5 separate regions of the Homo sapiens genome follow, and regions 2, 3, 4 and 5 are each linked to region 1. A link is a contact called in ENCODE Hi-C or POLR2A ChIA-PET data. All regions are on one chromosome and are shown on one strand. Each heading gives the region's core, a stretch centred on a gene start or an enhancer-like site at or near the end of the contact. The rest is flanking DNA. Distances are from core to core; before and after follow the strand shown.

What was found. A loop is a pair of places that touch in the nucleus more often than their neighbours do. ChIA-PET counts read pairs that join two places held with the same protein, here RNA polymerase II (POLR2A). Pooled maps may share reads with other maps.
Region 2: a loop to region 1 is called in a pooled map, with 7 times the contacts of the local background. The contact joins the enhancer-like site here to the promoter of NHERF1 in region 1. A Hi-C loop is called at or near these places in 5 of 50 pooled maps. POLR2A ChIA-PET finds 5 or more read pairs at or near these places in 2 of 52 experiments (HEK293 and naive thymus-derived CD8-positive, alpha-beta T cell).
Region 3: a loop to region 1 is called in a map of CD4-positive, alpha-beta T cell, with 6 times the contacts of the local background. The contact joins the promoter of SUMO2 here to the promoter of NHERF1 in region 1. A Hi-C loop is called at or near these places in 2 of 168 maps with a recorded cell type or tissue (CD4-positive, alpha-beta T cell and naive thymus-derived CD4-positive, alpha-beta T cell), 1 of 37 single-sample maps with no recorded cell type and 9 of 50 pooled maps. POLR2A ChIA-PET finds 5 or more read pairs at or near these places in 2 of 52 experiments (GM12878 and activated naive CD4-positive, alpha-beta T cell).
Region 4: a loop to region 1 is called in a pooled map, with 4 times the contacts of the local background. The contact joins the promoter of ARMC7 here to the promoter of NHERF1 in region 1. A Hi-C loop is called at or near these places in 3 of 50 pooled maps. POLR2A ChIA-PET finds 5 or more read pairs at or near these places in 4 of 52 experiments (OCI-LY7, PC-9, RWPE1 and 1 more).
Region 5: a pooled map shows a loop between it and region 1 (12-fold over the local background). The contact joins the promoter of MRPL58 here to the promoter of NHERF1 in region 1. A Hi-C loop is called at or near these places in 7 of 50 pooled maps. POLR2A ChIA-PET finds 5 or more read pairs at or near these places in 2 of 52 experiments (HepG2 and activated naive CD4-positive, alpha-beta T cell).

The regions. Positions count from the first base shown.
Region 1 is chr17:74,747,184-74,750,108 of GRCh38, forward strand. NHERF1 (NHERF family PDZ scaffold protein 1) reads left to right here and starts at 1,445. Exons shown (of 6, transcript NM_004252.5): 1 at 1,445-2,104. The coding sequence starts at 1,664. SLC9A3R1-AS1 (SLC9A3R1 antisense RNA 1) reads right to left here and starts at 2,684. Exons shown (of 3, transcript NR_187307.1): 1 at 1,880-2,684; 2 at 1,390-1,744; 3 at 1-360. MIR3615 (microRNA 3615) reads left to right here and starts at 1,430; the gene lies at 1,430-1,516. RAB37 (RAB37, member RAS oncogene family) reads left to right here. Exons shown (of 9, transcript NM_001006638.3): 9 at 1-152. RefSeq lists enhancers at 1-594, 1,883-2,508 and a silencer at 989-1,678.
Region 2 is chr17:75,248,706-75,251,630 of GRCh38, forward strand. All of the region lies in intron 1 of GGA3 (golgi associated, gamma adaptin ear containing, ARF binding protein 3), which reads right to left. Among named protein-coding and RNA genes, the nearest start is that of GGA3, 11 kb to the right of the region's middle. RefSeq lists enhancers at 1,820-1,919, 1,930-2,039 and a silencer at 2,363-2,657. Within about 2 kb of position 1,531, at least 11 of the 41 ENCODE cell types and tissues checked have a DNase peak (open chromatin) inside an H3K27ac peak, as active enhancers do.
Region 3 is chr17:75,181,400-75,184,324 of GRCh38, forward strand. It overlaps SUMO2 (small ubiquitin like modifier 2), which reads right to left and starts at 1,560. Exons shown (of 4, transcript NM_006937.4): 1 at 1,415-1,560. The coding sequence starts at 1,435. RefSeq lists an enhancer at 868-1,518 and silencers at 1,100-1,499, 1,630-1,859.
Region 4 is chr17:75,108,562-75,111,486 of GRCh38, forward strand. It overlaps ARMC7 (armadillo repeat containing 7), which reads left to right and starts at 1,408. Exons shown (of 3, transcript NM_024585.4): 1 at 1,408-1,818; 2 at 1,902-2,045. The coding sequence starts at 1,728. It also overlaps a transcript of SLC16A5 not described here. RefSeq lists a silencer at 1,399-1,478.
Region 5 is chr17:75,011,272-75,014,196 of GRCh38, forward strand. It overlaps MRPL58 (mitochondrial ribosomal protein L58), which reads left to right and starts at 1,399. Exons shown (of 6, transcript NM_001545.3): 1 at 1,399-1,601. The coding sequence starts at 1,416. RefSeq lists enhancers at 1,027-1,176, 1,043-1,726, 1,267-1,576, 1,627-1,706, 1,727-2,409 and a silencer at 1,192-1,374.

The DNA of each region.
Region 1 (2,925 bases), core at 195-2,694:
CGTGGCCTCCCTCAGGCAGAGCAGGGAGGAGGCTGACATTGCCAGTCTCTTCTGGGGCCCAAGGCAGGTTGCAGGAGATCCAATCCCATAGACAGCTCTGGGCCTCTTGCATTTGAGTTTTTCAGAATTAAACTGCAGTATTTTGGAAAGCACATCCTGTCCACTGTTTCTTTGAAGTGAGTGGGGGGGGGGGGTCTTGTTGAAGGAATTGTCATTCACTGCCAAAATCATTCCATCCTCCTTCCTCAGTGTCTGTCCTCAGATGGTCAGCTCCCCGCTCAACAGACTGTCTCCCGCCTCTGTGACCAGCCTCTCTTTGGCAAGAGGGAGCTAGAAGGCTTTACAGTCCTAATCATTTTTCTGTTGGAAAAAAAAAAAAAAAACCAAGGCTCCTTTCCCTGTGGCGTGTACCCAGAGGTTGATTACCTGAGTCTGTCCTGCCTCTCCCCACCCCACCTCCCTAGCCAAACGCTGCTGCCAAAGCCCACGCTATTGCCCTAGATGGCCTGTCTTCAGCGGGCTGCCCCTCGAGGTCCCAGGCTCTCCGCGGAGCCCTCACCTTCCCAGCAGGGATCAGAACCTGCACTCCTCTATGCGAGTCCTGGGACAGCACAAAGTGGATTAGGGTTAGGGTTCCCACAAACGGAAAAATGTTATTCAAACAACTCTGTAGGGTCCGAGGAGGCCCTCCGTCTTAATTCTCGAGACTGACCGGCCCTCGCTGCCCCGAGCGGGAGCAGTTGCCCCGGCAACAGCCGCTCCCTCTCAACTGGAGCTGCACCCAGGCTTTGGCTAAAGGCTGTTAAAACGTTGGCCAGGTGCGGTGGCTCACGTCTGTAATCCCAGGGCGGATCACCTGAGGTCAGGAGTTTGAAACCATCCTGGCCAACATGGCGAAATTTCGTCTCTACTAAAAATACAAAAATTAGCGGGGCGTGGTGGTGCGCGCCTGTAACCCCAGCTGCTCGGGAGGCTGAGGCAGGGGAATCGCTTGAACCCGGGAGGCGGAGGTTGCAGTGATCCGAGATCGCGCCACGGCAGTCCAGCCTGGGCGACAGAGCGAGACTCCGTCTCAAAAAAAAAAAAAAAAGTTAGGGTCCTTTACCCGAGGGCCGGCTTTCCTCACTCCCCGCCACAGGTAGGGGAAACCAGGCCGGAGCCGGCGGGCCCACCCGCCCAGAACCGGGAATTCGGCGAGCCCCGCCCCTGCCACCCCAGCGCCGGCCGCTCGGTAACAAACACTTCCACTTCCTGAGCGCTAGTCTTCGCCCGCCGCGGGGCGCCGCGCCGAGCGCAGGCCCCGCCCCGCGCGTTCCCAATGGCCGGCGCCGTTCACCCGGCCGGAGCGCCCAGGCCTGCAGCCCCCTATTGGCCCGCGGAGGTCCCCACCCTCAGCGCGGCCCCGCCCCCGGGGTAAGGAGCCGGGGCGGACTCTGGGACGCTCAGACGCCGCGCGGGGCGGGGATTGGTCTGTGGTCCTCTCTCGGCTCCTCGCGGCTCGCGGCGGCCGACGGTTCCTGGGACACCTGCTTGCTTGGCCCGTCCGGCGGCTCAGGGCTTCTCTGCTGCGCTCCCGGTTCGCTGGACGGGAAGAAGGGCTGGGCCGTCCCGTCCCGTCCCCATCGGAACCCCAAGTCGCGCCGCTGACCCGTCGCAGGGCGAGATGAGCGCGGACGCAGCGGCCGGGGCGCCCCTGCCCCGGCTCTGCTGCCTGGAGAAGGGTCCGAACGGCTACGGCTTCCACCTGCACGGGGAGAAGGGCAAGTTGGGCCAGTACATCCGGCTGGTGGAGCCCGGCTCGCCGGCCGAGAAGGCGGGGCTGCTGGCGGGGGACCGGCTGGTGGAGGTGAACGGCGAAAACGTGGAGAAGGAGACCCACCAGCAGGTGGTGAGCCGCATCCGCGCCGCACTCAACGCCGTGCGCCTGCTGGTGGTCGACCCCGAGACGGACGAGCAGCTGCAGAAGCTCGGCGTCCAGGTCCGAGAGGAGCTGCTGCGCGCCCAGGAAGCGCCGGGGCAGGCCGAGCCGCCGGCCGCCGCCGAGGTGCAGGGGGCTGGCAACGAAAATGAGCCTCGCGAGGCCGACAAGAGCCACCCGGAGCAGGTAAGCGGGGCCCAAGCCGCGCAGGCTGGCATGGAGTGGGAGGAGGATCCGGAGAGACCCAGGTGCCCCGGCCGTCCAGCCCCGCGCCCGCCGTCGTTTTTCTGAAACTCGAGCTGCGAGGGGGAGACCGCTTCCGCCCGCCGACCAGGCGCCCTGACACATCCTAGGCAGGCCTGGGGCTGCGTCCCGCGACCTCCTCTCCTTCCCAGGCTGTGCTGGGAGCTTGAGCGCCTTTGCCGCCTGCACCTCTTGTTCCCTGGCCTTTGGGAGGGCGGCGCAGGGGAACCCAGCCCCCTTCCCTCGGGTCTGTGGGTGTCTGCTCCCGTTCCTCGGAATCCCCCAATCCTGCTCCTTCCCTGGTGCCCTCTCCTCGTTCACCCCAGTCCGCAGATGGGCCGGGGAGAAAGGGCTCTCCGCCCCAGAGGTGCCAGCTTCGCCCGCCACTCCTACTTCAAAAGCTAGAGGAATAGCATTACTCCTCCTGTGTGGAGCCCCGGCGCGAGGAGGCCCTCTCCGCAGCCCGCCGGTGTGTGTCCTGAACTTCAGTCCTGCTGGACTTCATCCTCCCGGAGTCCTGTGTGACTTCTAAGGGAGAGGAAGCCCCACCATCTCAGGGCGGTGTGGGGGTTGCCTGGCAGGGAGGAGGAGCCAAGGCATCTCGGAGTGGTGGTTCTGCCACCTCAGAGGATTTACGATTCTCAGGAATGTGAAGAGTAAGCGCCTAGAACTGTATCTGGGAGGGAAGGGGAAAGACCTTGGAAGAAGAAAAAGATGGCCATGGGGAGGAGAGAGAGCTCCTGGGGCTCACGGCCCTGTGTGCG
Region 2 (2,925 bases), core at 281-2,780, 500 kb after region 1:
AACCTGGGAGGCAGAGGTTGCCTTGAGCCGAGATCGTGCCATTGCACTCCAGCCTGGGCAACAAGTGAAAACTCTGTCTAAAAAAAAAACAAAAACAAAAACAAAAAAAACAAAACAAAAAAAAAAAAACTCACCAGCTGGATGAACACATCATAACAGAGACTCCAGCTCCTTCACTGGCAACAGGGCTGCAGGGATCTGAGTAGCGACAGCTGCCAGGCAGAGGGAAGGCCCGTGGCACCCAGTGTATCACCCTGCTTCCCAGGTCGGGGCTCGGCCTCCCCGGCAGTGTTTCTGTTGTGGCTGCAAGGGGAAGATTCTGATGGTTTAGGTTCATATTTATTTATTTATTTATTTTGAGATTGAGTCTCGCTGTGTCACCCAGGCTGGAGTGCAGTGGCGCGATCTAGGCTCACTGCAACCTCCACCTCCCAGGTTCGAGCTATTCTCCTGCCTCAGCCTCCCGAGTAGCTGGGATTATAGGCATGCGCCACTATGCCTGGCTACTTTTTGTATTTTTAGTAGAGATGGGGTTTCGCCATGGTGGCCAGGCCTCCTGACCTCAGGTAAGGAGGTCAAGACCAGCCCTGGCCTCCCAAAGTGCTGGGATTACAGGCGGGAGCCACCGCACCCCGCCTAGGTTCCTCTTTAGAAGAAAAAGAAGGTGTCTGTCTTCAATCTTGAAAGAGAATTAACAGGTCCTTCAAAATCTGGAGCTTGAAAGGAGGGGAGTTAAATGTAATCAAGGGTAGCCATTTGGAAAGAAATGTCTGGCAATCCTGCATTACTGTATGGTAGCCTACCAGCTATCACATTCCAAATGCCAAGTCTCTCCCACCAATTGTCTGAAATTTCCTCAGGCATTAGCGTAGCTCTGTTACTAATTCCTATCAGGTGCTTAAAGTTCTCACATAACACCAAAAGTCTACAGGGTACAAAAATTGAATGGTCTGAGAAGCAATCCCCATCCCCCAGGGCTATTATTTTGGGAACAGTCATACACCTTGTGACAGAAGAAAAACTGGCCCACTCACTTTCACTTTTTGCACGGGGAAAAGCATCTTCTGAGTACAGAGTAAAATGTGGATCCCCCCAACCCCCGAAGCAACTGGTATTCACCATACGTTATCTTCTTCCCAAGTCTATTAGACTTCCAACAGCATTTCTACTTCCAAGAACACTCCTGCCCACTTTTCACTTGTATTAATTTCTCTAGAATCTCACTTTCTTCCACCTTGATAGACCTTTTTATGGCAAATCCACAGGGAGCTCTTTGCCTACTCACGGGCACAAAAAGCCCTAGTTTCTGCAATGGTCAGTTCCATGTCTATCTCCTCCAGCTCTCTGGGCAGCTCAGAAAGCAGAGCTCACCCGCCCACAGGAACGGGAAGGAACCTCTGGGGATAATTCTGGGTGACTTGATCTTTCCATCTGCCTACTGCCTCCCCAGCAGATGCACACAGCCTCCCACCCACTCAACATTTCCTTCACCTGGCATAGAGGTGACACCCGAGCTTCCCCTATAGACCTTGCCTTCCCGAACCGCCCCTCCGGGCTCTGCTCTGACTCATGGTTTCTGTCTATTTTCGAGTCTCTGTTGAAAGCCTCATCTGTTTCTGTGTCTCTGGATTTCCTGCTTTCATTTTTCAGCTTCACTCCATCGCTAGCCTACTCTCGTGGGACTTAAAACGTCATGTGGGGATGGAAACAGCAGCATTGGGTACCCCATTCCAGCACGGCTCAAACATTCCAGAGAAAACAAGATCTACATAGCAGGCTGGATGCGGTGGCTCACGCCCGTAATCTCAGCACTTTGGGAGGCCAAGGCAGGTGGATCATTTGAGGTCAGGAGTTCAAGACCAGCCTGTTCAACATGGTGAAATCCTGTCTCTACTAAAAATACTAAAATTAGCTAGGCACGGTAGCACACACCTGTAATCTCAGCTACTTGAAGGCTGAGGCTGGAGAACTGCTTGAACCCAGGAGGCAGAGGTTGCAGTGAGCCATGATTGTACCACTGCACTCCAGCCTGGGCAACAGAGTGAGACTCCATCTCCAAAAAAAAAAAAAAAAAAAATTATATACATATGGTCTGGGCACGGTGGCTCACGCCTGTAATCCCAGCACTTTGGGAGGCCGAGGCAGGCGGATCACCTGCGTGAGGTTAGGAGTTCGAGACCAGCCTGACCAACATGGTGAAACCCCATCTCTACTAAAAACACAAAATTAGCTGGGCATGGTTCCGCGCACCTGTGATCCCAGCTACTCAGGAGGCTAAGGCAGGAGAACCACTTGAACCCAGGAGGCAGAGGCTGCAGTGAGCTGAGATCAGGCCATTGCACTCCAGCCTGGGCCACAGAGTGAGGCTCCATCTCCAAAAAGAAAAATCTACGTAACAAATGACTTACAAACAAGCAGAAGCAAGAACATGGGCTGGAAAGGGAATAAAGGTCAACCTTCACTAGGGTCCTGAATGGAAACACAAACTTAGTCAATCACCAAGTCTTTGTTAAGCACCCGCAGACAATGAAGTAAACAGCATGTCAGCATGCCAGACCCTGGAGGGACTACAGAAAAAGTTCCAGACACAGATTTTACCCTCAAGGAGGCTGTGCTCTCCTGGTTCAATACATGAAAAAAAAAAAAAATCAGTTCAAAAAACAAGACAGTAGATAATTGGGCTAATTTGGTACAGAAATGAGTGTAAAAACAAATGTATGGCCCAGGCACGGTGGCTCACACCCGCAATCCCAGCATTTTGAGAGGCTGAGGTGGGTGGATCGCGAGGTCAGGAGTTCAAGACCAGCCTGGCTAAGATAGTGAAACCCTGTCTCTACTAAAACTACAAAAATTAGCCAGGCGAAGTGGCAGGCGCCTGTAATCCCAGCTACTTGGGAGGCTGAGGCAGGAGAATCGCTTTAACCC
Region 3 (2,925 bases), core at 310-2,809, 430 kb after region 1:
CTACATGCAATACTATCAGTAGCAACAATATGTTTAAAGTTGGGTCCTATTCAGTGTATTGCAACGTTCTCTTGAAGTTAAACTTCCTAAAATGACATATATCACTCCCAAAATACTTTACCCCCCAAAAAAGTTAAAAATAGAGTCCCTTCTCTTTTCTAAGCACTTTAAGTACAACTGCAAGAAACAAAACAATAAATCTACAGCCTGCCATTCAAAACTCATTACCGTTGTCATTAAAAAGTTACCAAACTCAGTTTAATAACCTAAATCCAATCTCCATTAAAGGAAACACACAAACAAAAAAAACAATCGAAGAATATCCCGATTCCCCCCGGAACAGCGGTAATACTCAGTCAGGACCACAGTTAACGTTCTCCTCTATTAGCAGCTTCATTTTTATTTTCGGTTAAGAGCACTTATTCTCCCCTCCCCCCCTTTGTTGTCATGGGTCAAATACACAGTTTTATCCTGATTTGTTTCTTGTAGATTTCGACCCAACCTAAAGTTGTCCAAAATCGAGTGCAGAAGCAATTCTGTAGCCCTAAAACGCTCCAGAAAGTAAAGGCGCGGGAGGCGGGGGGTGCCACCAAACTAAAAGCAGCAAGTCCCGTGTGCCCCGATGATGGGTGTCCCCAAGTCCTCCCGGGAAGTCTCCGGGTGCCTCAAAAGCCGCGTTCAAAAGTTAAGCCGCACAAAGTCTCTCTGCTCGTACCTGTGCCTCCAACTTCATGAAACCACATGGTGTTCGCGGATTAGGGGTTCGTTGGCACCCAGGGAAAAGCCGCTGCCCCTCCCCCTTCGGGCCCCTGAGGCTATTAAAGTGGGAAATACTCCACGGGAATCCCCCTACCCCCAGGCCCAGGACGGCGGCCCGCGGGCATCCAGGTTCCTGCCCGTCCGCAGCCCATTGATTCGCCCCGAACCCTCGCCCCGCCGCCGCGGCCCCAGGCAGGGGTCCCCAGATGCCCGCGGTTCCTACCCGAGAGGTGAAGCCCGAGCCCAGAGGACTCCTCGCCGCCTCGGAGACTGCAACACCCGACGCGGGGTCGACAGAAGGTGGAGACCCCGCGCGCCCTAACGCCCCTCCTCACGCGCGCCGGCCGGCTGGGCCAAGAATCCCCGTTCGGGGCTGGTGGGTCCGCGGGCGTCCGCTTTCTGCCCGCCCAACTCGCGCCCGGCGCGCACTCGGAGGCCGCCGGGGGCGGGAGAGAGCGGCGGGGCCTCCTTCGGCGCGGGAGGGAGGAAGAGAGGGAGGGAGGAAAATGGCGCGGAGCGCCCGGGCCTGAGCCGCGGCCGGCCCCGTGGGGGGCCCGGGAAAGCGCTGGGAGCCAGCGGCGGGCTCTGGCCGGACCCCGGCCCGCGCCATGACCCCCACCGCGCGGCGAGGCGAAGGGGCCGGCGGCGAGCTCACCTTGGGCTTTTCGTCGGCCATGGCGAGCGCCGGAGTCTCCTCAGCTGCCGCTTCACAAAAGAGGTACCAGGTCCGCACCAAACGAGCACACAAGCAGCACCAGGAGCGGCAGAAGAAGGAGGCGGCAGCGGTGGACGAGGGGAGAGGGTGCGCGCACGTCGTGCGCTCCCTCCCCCCACCCTGCGTGCGCGAGCACGAGTAGCCGAAGCCTCCCATTGGCTGGCGCCTCGCGGGAGCGCGCAACGCTTACATAACCACCCCCACCCCCCGTCCCACGCCACCGCGTCCTGGGCCAGGCGCCCGCCCGGCCGGCGGGAAGAGGCGCGGACACGCGCACCCGGCCCGCCGCGGGGGCGCGCCTGGCTCTGGGCGGGGCTGTATTGTCCTCCTTCGTGGTGGAGCATAATCAAAATGGCTTCCAGCTGGTCCTCGGTGGGAACGATGAGGCTCGAGGCTTTAGACGTAAGCCATAGGCCAGGGAAGGCAGACTTACTAGAGGAGGAAGGGGATTCCTAAATCAAAGCCCCAGCATGAGGTTCTGGAAAAATCTCTCTCATTCAGTGGACCAGCAGCCCTCCCATGGTTACTTCCTCTCAGTCAATCTCAACCTGCTTCCCACCGGACTCTTGCCTAAAATGCAGTGTCTTCTTCTTCTTCTTCTTCTTCTTTTTTTTGAGACGGAGTCTCGCTCAGTCGCCCAGGCTGGAGTGCAGTGGCACGATCTCGGCTCACAGCAACCTCTGCCTCCCGGGTTCAAGTGATTCTCCTGCCTCAGCCTCCCGAGTAGCTGAGACTACAGGTACCCGCCACAACGCCCGGCTAATTTTTCGTAGAGACGGGGTTTCACCGTGTTAGCCAGGATGGTCTCGATCTCCTGACCTCGTGATCCGCCCGCCTCGGCCTCCCAAAGTGCTGGGATTACAGGCGTGAGCCACCGCGCCCGGCCTACAGTGTCTTCTTCTGTCCTGCTGGTAACCCTAGACTTTGACTAGCTACGGGAAAATATTCATGTATTCATTCAACGAGATCCTTACTCATCGCCTGTCTTCCAAGAGGAAACAGTATCCATAAGCGAGAACTACCCAACAATCAAGCTTCCAGCCAATTTAATCCTTTCCTCGTTGCATCCAGTTAAAACATACACATGCGTCCCTCCTGTCTGAAGAACAATCCGATGTGTGTGCACTGGATTCCATCTCGCTTCTTCCCCCGGGGCTTTATTATTTCCTTTTGTCCCTGAATTTTCTTCCTCTCCTCCGTTAGTATAGAAAAAAAAAAAAAAGCTCCCAATTCTATGAAGTTACCATCCTATCTCTCTCCATTCTTGGCCAAACAGCTCGAAAAAATGTCCCCGCCAGCTGTCTCCAACCCCTCCCCTCCCACTCACTCCTCAACCCACTGCAATCTGGTGCTGTCCCCAAAGTTCCACTAAAACTGCTCTCCACAAGGTCACCGCAGACTTCTTTGCTGAATCCAGTATGCTTCTCAGTTTGTCACTCCTCTTGAACTTT
Region 4 (2,925 bases), core at 158-2,657, 360 kb after region 1:
TTGCCTTTGTCAGCCTAAATAACAGAGAGGCTCTCTCAAAGAAAATGATATCTATTTGGGCATAGGGCATTGCAATGGTAGTATCCATGCCATAGTAAACTATATGGGTATTCAGGGAGGTAAAGGAAGACAGGCTTTAAGGGAAAAAATAGGATTACATAATTGTTTTGAAATATTTATCCTTAGGTAGAAGGATTAATAACAAGGGTGACCGCTCAAGGTTGGACAAGCGGTTGCTGGGCAGATGGCCATTCAAAAGTATGTTTTGTGCAAGGTTGTGACGCCCTTTGTGCAAGGTTGTGGTTTTTGCAGAGTCTTTGTGATAGTTTTCATTATCAGGTATTTATGCACGAGAACCCTCTTGTCATGGGTTTCTTGGGCTGTGTCCGGGTTTTTTTGTTCTGTTTTTTAACACAAGTGACTCCATTTAGATTAACAACTTTTGCACTCTCAGGACACTCACAGCCTAAGCCACCTCTACCCCTACGTTGTCAAATGCGATGGGAGTGTGGCTAGACCACCTCCTTCCCTGGTGCTTTGTTTCCTGTAACCACGAGCAATCTATCACACACCCGCTTCCTGATAATCTCCGAGAAGGAATCGGCCGAAGGGCTTCAGCATCCAGAAAGCCCCGAAAGCGCCACAATCAAGGCTCCTCCTCGGGCTCCCCCGTGCTGCCCCGGGCGCGCGCCATCCACCCGGCTGACAAAAAGCACCAGGACATGACCCAGTACCCTTTGATTTCTGTCCAGAGGTGGCGGACCCACCTCGGGGCTGGGATGGAGGGCGGGTCGGGGTCGCTAGGCTTTTTGCAAAAGGGGCAAAGGACTGATGGGGGGCGTAAGGAGCTGACGCCCGCGCTCCAAAGGGGCGTCCTGGTCAAGGAGGATGGGCCGCGCCCCCGCCAGCCGTGGGGACCCTGGAGGTGCTTCTGCCTCGACGTCCTCCAACATGGGTGCTGCCAGACTCTGCTGCGCTCCTGAGTTGCTCCTGGCGGAATTCCAGCCACCCGACATGGGTGTCTCATTTTCGGCTTCTGGGCCATGTCGGGACGGCGGAGGACCCCGGGGGACCGGCGGGAGAGTGGGAAAGGTGGGGCGGGAAAGCCGAGCGAGGCCCTCACTCGCCCATCTGTTGGCGGGGGCGGCAAGTGGGTTTCTTTCTTGCGTTCAGATTTTGCAGTAATTTGCATCTGGACATGGGATACGGGAGGCCAGGCTGCTCCTCGCAGTACACCCACCCACGCCTGCACCTGCCTCAGCGAAGCCGCTCGCCGCTGGTTCCAGCACAGGCTAAAGAGCTTCGGCATCCAGAAAACCAGAAGCGCGCCGCGCACGCGCGCCAAGGAGTTCGGCGACGGCCCCGCCCCTTCGGGGGTAGGGACAGCGCGGCTTCCGCCGGGAGCCCGGAACCGAGCCCAGGAGCCGGGGACGGTGCGCCAGTGCCCCCTCCGCGAGCCCCAACCAGTAGACGGTTCCCTGTCTCCCGCGCCCCAATTTCGATTTTCAAACGCAACTCCTACAGGATTCTGAGACCCCGTCCCATCTCCCATATCCCATTTCCAGCTGCAAATTACTGCAGAATCTGAACCCAGGAAAGAAACCCATTTGCCGACCCCCTCTTCCCTCTCCAGACAGGTGGAGAGCGGGTGAGGGTCTCGCTCGGCTTTCCCCCTGCACCTTTCCCACCCTCCCGCCCGTCCCTGGGGGTCCTCCGTCACCGCGGCCATGGCCCAGAAGCCGAAGGTGGACCCCCACGTCGGGCGGCTGGGATACCTGCAGGCGCTGGTCACGGAATTCCAGGAGACCCAAAGCCAAGGTGAGAGCCACGGTGGGATCAGGTGGCAGGGTCCGCTGTGACCGCCGCCCGGACCTGGCTTCAGTGCCGCTTTCCCGTTGCAGACGCCAAGGAGCAAGTCCTCGCCAACCTCGCCAACTTCGCTTATGACCCCAGCAACTACGAGTATCTGCGGCAGCTGCAGGTCCTGGATTTATTTCTCGATTCGCTGTCGGAGGAGAATGAGACCCTGGTGGAGTTTGCTATTGGTAAGGGCGGGGCCCGTTCCCTAGATGCCTAAATGGGCCAGGGTGAGATAAGTGAATTAGAAGTGAGTCCTTGGGGCCGGGCGTGGTGGCTCACACCTGTAATCCCAGCAGTTTGGGAAGCTAAGGCGGGCGGATCACCTGAGGTCATGAGTTCGAGACCAGCCTGGCCCACATGGCGAAACCCCGTCTCGTACAAAAATTAGCTAGACGTGGTGGAGAGTGCCTGTAATCCCAGCTACTAGTGAGCCTGAGGCAGGAGAAGCTTGAACCCAGGAGGCAAATGTTGCAGTGAGCTGAGATCGTGCCACTGCACCACAGCCTCGGGGACAAGAGTGAGACCCCGTCTCAAAAAAAAAAAAAAAAAAAAAAAAGCCGCACACAGTGGTGTGCACCTGTAGGCCCAGCTACTCTGGAGACTGAAGCAGGAGGTATTGCTTGAGTCTGGGAGGCAGAGGCCGAAGTGAGCTGAGATTGTGCTACTGCACTCCAGCCTGGGCGACAGAGTGAGACCATGTCTCAAAAAAATATGTTTTAAAAAGAGCAGTTTTGTAGCCGGGCGCGGTGGCACACACCTGTAATACCAGCACCAGCACTTTGGGAGGCTGAGGTGGGCGGATCACCTGAGGTCAGGAGTTCAAGATCAGCCTGGCCAACATGGTGAAACCCCATCTCTAACTAAAAATACAAAAATTAGCCGGGCATGGTGGTGGGCGCCTGTAATCCCAGCTACTTGGGAGGCTGAGGCAGGAGAATCGCTTGAACCCGGTAGGCAGAGGTTGTAGTGAGCCAAGATGGCACCACCGCACCCCAGCCTGGGCAACAGTGAGACTCTGTCTCAAAAAAAAAAGCAATTTCAGGCGGGTGAGGTGGCTCACACCTT
Region 5 (2,925 bases), core at 149-2,648, 260 kb after region 1:
AACCCCTTAGCCCCCGACCTGAGTGAATGCCTGGTTTTGCTCCTCTGAGCAGCTTATTCCAGTTGCCATAGAGATGCGTCTATTCCCTTTGAGGTCTTGGGACTAAGTCAAACAGCGCGGGACCCAGGAGACTCTCCTCCCAACCCGAGATAGAGCCCGAGATATGTCAATTGTCACCCCTTTCTAGTCTGAGCTTATAAAGCCAGTGCTTAGAAAGTGGTTTATTCCTTCTTAAAGATTTGCTGTAGCCATAATGCGGAGATGGTAAAAGCTTGGTGTGATGACAATCTCCTGTTTCAATCAGCCAGCATCCCCGGGGGCACATTTTTCTAGATAATTATGCTTGTTCCTAAAAATAGAACTCTTCATTAAGAAACAATCGCTAGCATTACTAATAATTATGAACATTTATTTAGCTTTGTTTCCATTTACCACATAGCCTCTCAACACAGTAACTTAACTAAGGTTTAGCTGTTTTCAAACACTGCTTGCTCTACTGTGAACCTTTTTCAGAATTGGAACTTGTCTGTAGTTCATCCCTTACCAGCGCTATGAAAGGGTTCTAGTTAGCTGGCAGTTCTCTGAATTCTCTCCCTACCTCCCGAGGGACCCCCTCTCTCCTGGCTGGAAGAAAGCATCATCTTGCTCCATAAAGCTGAAGGGCGGGGGACGATGTTCCAGGTTTTGCAAACATTTCTTTCGGTGGCCTGCCTTCTCCTCCCATCTGGTATTTGTCCTGCAGAGCTGCTGGGTATAAGCCAGTACACACACGTGCTCAGCGGGGAATTTGCTCATAGGCTGCCTTGTAAAAAGAGCCTGGCGTTCCTAAAACTCAGCTCTACCAGAACCCAACTTTCAAAAGTACATTCCTACAGAATTCATTTTATCAGTACTCATGGGGTGCCCACGATGTGCCATGTTCTGGGTGCTGGGGATATACCAGTGAGCCGGTGCCCTCCTGGAGCTCACATTCCGGCTAGGAGACAGCAATTAGACAATTAGGACTGAGTGATTTTTGTAAAGGAAGAGAAAAAAGATAAATTAGAGCAGAGTAAAGGGGCTGGGAAGCGCGGGGCGGGAGATGCCCCAGGCTGGCCGGGCAGGCCTCGCTGCTGTTTGAATTGGGCAGTGGGCGGTCCAGGCGGAGGGCACGGACTCTGAAAGGAGAGAAGTGGTGTTTCTGGGGGCCACAAGATCGGGGCACTCTTCCGGTAGCAGCTCGCTCTCTGGCCACCGTCTTCCCCAGCCAACCAGGCCTCCCGGAGGCGGCCGGCCAGAAAGCATCGGCGGGACCCCAGTTTGCCGCCTCCCCTCGGCGGGACCTAGAAACTGCGCGGAACCAAAGCTCGAGGGCGGCTCGAGTTTGCGGACCGCGGGGAGGAAGCGCCCGCCGGAAGCAGTCGCAAGACCTGAGCATGGCGGCCACCAGGTGCCTGCGCTGGGGCCTGAGCCGAGCCGGAGTCTGGCTGCTCCCACCGCCCGCACGGTGCCCACGCCGGGCGCTGCACAAGCAGAAAGACGGCACTGAGTTCAAGAGCATCTACAGCCTGGACAAGCTCTACCCCGAATCTCAGGGCTCGGACACCGCCTGGAGGGTCCCGGTGAGCCGGGAAGGACTGGACGGAAGGGGCGTTTTGTCAGGCTGCTGGGTGACGTTAGGAACCCCAGGCCCATTGGCCGGATGTGGAGCTACGTCGGGGGGCTACGTGATGGTCGCCGCGGGAGGGGGCTGGCTGTCTGCGCTAACCTGGCCGGGAGTGGGGTGCTCGCTGTAGCGCGAGATGTGCAGGAGCCCGGAAGGCCGGCTGGGTATGCTTCTTTCAAGGCTGCCAGCTTTTCTACGTTCGTGTCCTTGGCCCTCAAGACCAAATTCCAGTCCCAAGGGGAAATACGGGCATTCTGGCCCTCCAAGGCGGACAATAAAGGCAAGAGGCTGCCAAGTTGTTTGCTACCCTTTGGGACGTTACAGTGTCCATTGTCTCTAGTAACCCCAGGACGCGCGAATAAAACAGCTTCTCTGTCGTTCCTTCAGGATGCATTTATTTAGCCAGCTGTGTGCAGGCATTGAATCAAGCCCCGGAGCAAGAGAGATAAGACCCACCCAAACCCATTGAGCTTCCACTTACAGGACTGGAAAAGAATATCCATTCATTTGTTCATTAATTCACTCACTCACTCAACAAAAGCTGTGCTAGGCTAGGGGATGGAGTAGCAAACAAAATTGAAATTCTAAAGCTTGTGGAGCTTATGTTCTAGTGGAGGGAGACAAGCAGTAAGTAAATGACTAATATAGAATGTGTGAGGTAGTACTTTGCAGAAAATAAAGCCAAGAAGGAAGAAGTAGTGCCAGAGGTAGGAAGTAGGGTTGCAATTTTAAGTAGGATTGTCTAGGAACGCTGTCAATGAGGTGGCATTTGAATAACGACCTGGAAGAAGCCAGACAGCAAGTCATGAGAATAGGGGGCGGATGAGCATCCTAGGCAGAGGGAAGAGAAAGTGCAATAACCTGAAGGCAGTAGCAATCCCCAGGTGTGGCTCAGCAGGGGTCAGGAGACAAAGCCAAAGAGAGGGATGGCTGGGGAAAGGCCTGTTACTAGGACTTAATGGCCTCCAGCCTTTCCTCTGAACGCAAGGGAGACCTATTGGAGAGCTTGAAGCAGAATGGAATTATCTTAGTTTTACAAGGATCACTCAGAGAGCCTTACAGAGAACAGATAGAGGATGCCAAGATCAGGGAGACAAGTAAGGAGATTGCAATGTAGGGCAAGAGATGATAAGCAGGGTGGAAGCAGTAGGAGTCATGAGAATTGGTCAGATCCTAGACGTATTTTGGAAAGAAAGCCTGCAAGATTTGCTAATTGATTGGATGTGAGAAGTGAGAATAAAAGAGGAATTGAAGTCTGGGGCCTTTTTTTTTTTTTTTTT